2 separate regions of the Homo sapiens genome follow, and region 1 is linked to region 2. A link is a loop called in an ENCODE intact Hi-C map of the cell type or tissue named here. Cell type or tissue: pancreas. All regions are shown on one strand. Region 1 overlaps GTF3C5 (general transcription factor IIIC subunit 5). Region 2 overlaps RPL7A (ribosomal protein L7a).

What was found. A loop is a pair of places that touch in the nucleus more often than their neighbours do. Peaks named below come from ENCODE experiments on the same cell type or tissue, not always from the same donor. Only the 100,000 strongest peaks of a DNase experiment are listed, where the experiment ranks them.
Region 1: it touches region 2 in a loop (2.4-fold over the local background); 8 of 110 quality-filtered maps call a loop at or near these places.

The regions. Positions count from the first base shown.
Region 1 is chr9:133,047,431-133,049,930 of GRCh38, forward strand. The region is part of intron 3 of GTF3C5 (general transcription factor IIIC subunit 5); the gene reads left to right. Among named protein-coding and RNA genes, the nearest start is that of MIR6877, 3.3 kb to the right of the region's middle. RefSeq lists a silencer at 1,315-1,384. In pancreas, a CTCF peak has its summit at 1,280 (motif pointing right); a DNase peak (open chromatin) is centred at 1,391; H3K27ac peaks cover 1,356 bases.
Region 2 is chr9:133,351,106-133,353,605 of GRCh38, forward strand. It overlaps RPL7A (ribosomal protein L7a), which reads left to right. Exons shown (of 8, transcript NM_000972.3): 8 at 157-321. The coding sequence ends at 261. SURF1 (SURF1 cytochrome c oxidase assembly factor) reads right to left here. Exons shown (of 9, transcript NM_003172.4): 6 at 1,589-1,661; 7 at 1,341-1,503; 8 at 956-1,037; 9 at 653-877. The coding sequence ends at 808. Among named protein-coding and RNA genes, the nearest start is that of SNORD36C, 1.5 kb to the left of the region's middle. In pancreas, a CTCF peak has its summit at 1,049 (motif pointing left); a DNase peak (open chromatin) is centred at 1,066.

The DNA.
Region 1 (2,500 bases), 300 kb before region 2:
TGCAGAAAACTGTTGCACATAGAATGATACCATTTTCTGTAAGTGTATTGTACTCACTATAAGAGTTTGAAGCAGGGGGTGACATGATCCTTCCTTTTTTTTTTTTTGGAGACGGAATTTCCCTCTTGTCACCCAGGCTGGAATGCAGTGGCGCGATCTCGGCTCACTGCAACCTCTGCCTCCCAGGTTCAAGTGATTCTCCTGCCTCAGCCTCCCGAGTAGCTGGGATTACAGGTGCGCGCCATCACGCCCAGCTAACTTTTGTATTTTTAGTAAAGACGGGGTTTCACCATGTTGACCAAGATGGTCTCAAACTCCTGACCTCAGATGATCCGCCTGCCTCAGCCTCCCAAAGTGCTGGGATTACAGGCGTAAGCCACCGCACCCAGCCTATTTTTTAAAGTTACTTATTGGCCAGGCATAGTGGCTCATGCCTGTAATTCCAGCACTTTGAGAGGCTGAGGTGGGAGGATCGCTTGAGCCCAGAAGTTTGAGAACAGCCTGAGCGACATAGTGAGACCCTGTGTCTACAAAAATTTTTTTTAAATCACCCAAGTGTGGTGGCACGTGTGCCTGTGGTCTCAGCTACTTGGGAAGTTGAGATGGGAGGATGGCCTGAGCCTGGGAGGTCAAAGCTGCAGTGAGCTGTCATTGTGCCACTGCACTCCAGCCTGGGTGACAGAGTGGGACCGTGTTTTAAAAAAAAAAAGTGGTTTTTTGGTTTGTTTTTTCTTCACCACAAGCAGCATACTCTTGTCAGAAACAAAAATACATAAAAGAAAACAGACTGGGCACGGTGGCTCACACCTATAATCCCAGCACTTTGGGAGGCCGAGGCGGGTGGATCACCTGAGGTCAGATCAAGACCATCCTGGCTAACACAGTGAAACCCTGTCTCTACTAAAAATACAAAAAAATTAGCCAGGTGTGGTGGTGGGCGCCTGTAGTCCCAGCTATTTGGGAGGCTGAGGCAGGAGAATGGCGTGAACCCGCGAGGCGGAGCTTGCAGTGAGCCGAGATCGCGCCACCGCACTCCAGCCTGGGCGACCGAGTGACACCCCATCTCAAAAAATAATAATATACAAAAAATTAGCCGGGCGTGGTGGCGCATGCTTGTAATCCCAGCTACTTGGGGGGCTGAGGCAGGAGAATCGCTTGAACCCAGGATGTGGAGGTTGAGGTGAGCTGAGATCGTGCCATTGCACTCCAGCCTGGGCAACAAGAGTGAAACTCCATCTCAAAAAAAAGAAAACAGCACTTGTCAGCACTGCCGCCCCTGGCACTAGATGGCAGCAGCATCTGAGTTACTGCTCTGCCCTGTGGGCCAGTGGGAAGCTGTTTCCAGCCCCTGGGGTAAAATGAGGGAGGAGGGCCAGCTGCCCTCGGGCCCCAAGGCCCCCCTCCCTCCCCATGTGGTTTATCAGTTTCCAGCACCTGGAAAGAACCTGCATTTTCTCCCAGGGCTGCTGTCGATTCTCCTGCCCTGCTCACGTTGCTGGGTGCATGAGGACTGGCAGGGAGGAGACCTAGCCACTGCCTCCTTGGCCCCTTCCTGGGGAGATTGAGCTTCCCACAAACCAGGTGGGCAAGCAGAGGCTGCTGGGTGGCCTGACGGGGTCGTCCTAACTGGAGGATGGTGGGTCCCTCCTGTTCCTCAGGGACTCTCCAAGGTGGTCCTGTTGACTTTGCCATCAGCACCCTTCGACCCCTGCCAGCAGTTCCCCACCTACTTAGAATCATGGTGACACAGACCACAGCCTGAGGCCACCATGGGGAGCGGTCTGGGGATGCAGCCAAGGCTGCCGCAGCCTCTCCCTACAGGGTTGGGCACAGGTGGGCTGCTCTTGCAGGTGACCACCCGGTTTTCCTGGGGAACATCTTTGAAAACGCGATAGTGCTGACCTGTCCCGTGCGGTTTCTAACGCAGGCACTTTAAAAAGAAGGCCCAGGCTCGATCCCGTCTTTCTAGTTTTGTTTCACAATGTGAAAATTACTGCTATTCTTTGTAAGTGTGCAGATGCTATGTACTCATGTAGAAAACTAAGGTAAAATGGAAACACATTTTAAAAGGTAATGATCACCCGAGTGAATTTGATGATGTCCGAGACCTACTTTAAGATGCACTTCGATGAAATGCAGTTAACCATGTGCTGATCATTGCTGAAGCTGGTGACGGGCTTGTGGGGGTTCTTTACACTGGCCTGCCTGCTTTTGTGTCAGTTTGGTGTCCAACCTTAAAGACGTAACTACTACAAATATTTTGAGAAATACCTACCTAAGGGTGTTCTGTGCCAACATACAGAGGTAGTTCTAGAATCTCTGCTTTGTATGTGTGTGTATGTGTTTTAAGACTTTATTTTTTTAGAGCAATTTTAGAATCACAGCAAAATAAGGCGCAGCGATTTCTCCTATGCCCCCCAGCCACCCCCACTCAGCCTCCCCCGTGATCAGCATCTCAGTAGAGTGGGGCGCTTGTTACCAGTGGATGAACCTATGCTGA
Region 2 (2,500 bases):
CACAAATCTTTCTCCCAAATAACTGGCTGGCTTAACCTATGAGAAGTTCTATCTGACGATCAGCTTGGAACAGCCAAACAGAATTAACGCAACTAATAACCTTGAAAATCTCAGAAAACAGTAAGCCAAGCTAACTGCCTCTTTTTGTCTTTTCAGATCCGCCGTCACTGGGGTGGCAATGTCCTGGGTCCTAAGTCTGTGGCTCGTATCGCCAAGCTCGAAAAGGCAAAGGCTAAAGAACTTGCCACTAAACTGGGTTAAATGTACACTGTTGAGTTTTCTGTACATAAAAATAATTGAAATAATACAAATTTTCCTTCAGCCAGTGTCTGTTGAGTATCTCGGGTTGAATCTTACTTGGGGTTAGCAAGTATCTTTTTGAGACACAGCCTCACTCTGTCGCCCAGGCTGGAGTGCAGTGGTGTGATGTCAAAGCAACCTTCGCCTCCCAGGTTTAGGATATTCTGGTGCCTCAGCATCCCAACTGGCTGGCCCATATTTGTGTTTTTGGTAGAGATGGGGTTTCACCATGTTAGCCAGGCTGGTCTGAGCTCCTGACCGCACCCGGCCCTTCCCACCCTTAAATACATTCTTAAACCAGGCATTTTGTTCCCTAGAGATGTAACTTGAGTATCAAGTTTTGGGAAAGTTCTTTGGACTGAAACCAAGCCAGGATTTTATGATGAACCAGTCATGAGCTCATTTAAGGTAGAAGGCCAGAACTTTATACCAGTAGCACATGATCCAGCATAAAGGCAGTCTTGAAATACTGCATTATCCAGGGACAGGGCTTCAGCAGCTGATCTGTCACACACCAGGTGTCCCACGTAGGAATTTCTTAAACCACAGGTAGGATGTAGCTGCAGAGAGTCCATACCTAGGGGTTGAAAGCAAGCCAGCATTAGCAGGCTGCTAGGCTGAAGGGGAGGAAGCCAGAGGGCCGCTGGGGACTCACCAGGTCACGATGTACTGCAGATGCTCGTTCCTCAGAGTAACTCTGGTTTGCCCTCCAATGGGTCCTCCAGGGACTGTGCTCTCTGTGGAGACAGCAGACTCAAGTCCACCCCCTACTGGCCTGCCAGCCTCTGCACCACTTCCTAGTGGCTGTCATTTTTGCGTGGCCAGTTGGAAGTCCTGTATGGCCTTTACGTTGGGTGACCATCCCCGCCCTTGTCCGCTCAGTACTTGCCTAGGTTCTTTGCTGAGTTGCTGCCTCCTCCCACCCGCCATATACACATGTGAGAACATAAGCCACAGTAGTGACTGGGCAATGAGGGTTAGGAGGAAGGACAGTATTCACAAAAGCTACTTGTTCCGAGATGGGCTGGTCCACAACGTACGGAAGTTGGCATCAATGAAGATGGGCTCTGCGCCTGTGATTCTGGCCATAGCTTCCAGGTCTCGATAATGCCAGTGGTTCCTTTCTGGATTGTTCTCAGGGACAAAAGGCTGCCTGGTTTCTGTCAGCCTCACCATCCCAATGAGGTCCACTTCTCCCTCAATCTATAAAGGAAGGTGTGTGAGATTGCATGGAGCCTGGTGGACTCCCAGAGCCTTCTCTAAAGTAGGAAGAGTCCATGTCCCTTACCTGGCCTTTCTGCCGGGTTTCAGGATTCACTTTCTTCCTGGGAACGAACCCTCTATTTACCAGGATGGTGACTCTAGGGTAATGAAAGTGCTACTTCAGGTGGGGAGGGTTTTTGACTAAAGACAGTCACTCATGGTCACTCAGGCACCCATAGGAACAACTAGAGCACCAAGGAAGGCTTTTAAAACAGGGCTGGCTCAGTGGAGCCCTGGCAGTGCCACACAGGCAAAGTCTTCCTCTCTTGAGGCACCTTCGTGGTTGGTAAAAGGCTCCCTGCCACCATCACTACCTTTTTACCAGTGTGGCTTTCCCCTTCTATCTCTGCTTCTTGTGGTCTACCTACTACAACGTGCAACTGGTGAGCAACGCTGCCACGCCAGAGTTTAGACCCCACACCTCTCCCCTGAACTATGGCAAGAGCTGTCTCCAATCCCTCCTCCTAACCAAGGCAGCCGTGAGGAGCAGCCCTGGCACCCCAGCCTGCTGGAGATGAGTACTTGGGCCCCATCCCAGCCCTAAAACAGGAACCCATGGGTTAACAAGAGCCCCAGGTATTTTCATTTTTACGTGAATCCTCCAGTTCCCTAGTTAATCACACAGGTGCTCCTGTACCTGTCATTTGCTTTGCCTGGAATGTTCTTCCCATCTCTTAACTCCCAAATAGCCCTCTAGGGAGCCACCCCTGCCTCCACTCCCTCAAGGTAGGGCTGGGGTCCTTTCTCTTGAAGTCCTCTTGCTGGCCCCTCATAGCTTGCCATCATCTAATGTGTGGGCAACTAGACAGTTCTCCAGAGGCAGGGCCCCTGTTTCACGAATCCCTCCTTTCCCTTCAGAGGTCAACATACAGAAATTATCCAGTCATAAATGAGCTGGCTGAGAAGATTAAGTCAATGTCACAATTAGGGACTTAAA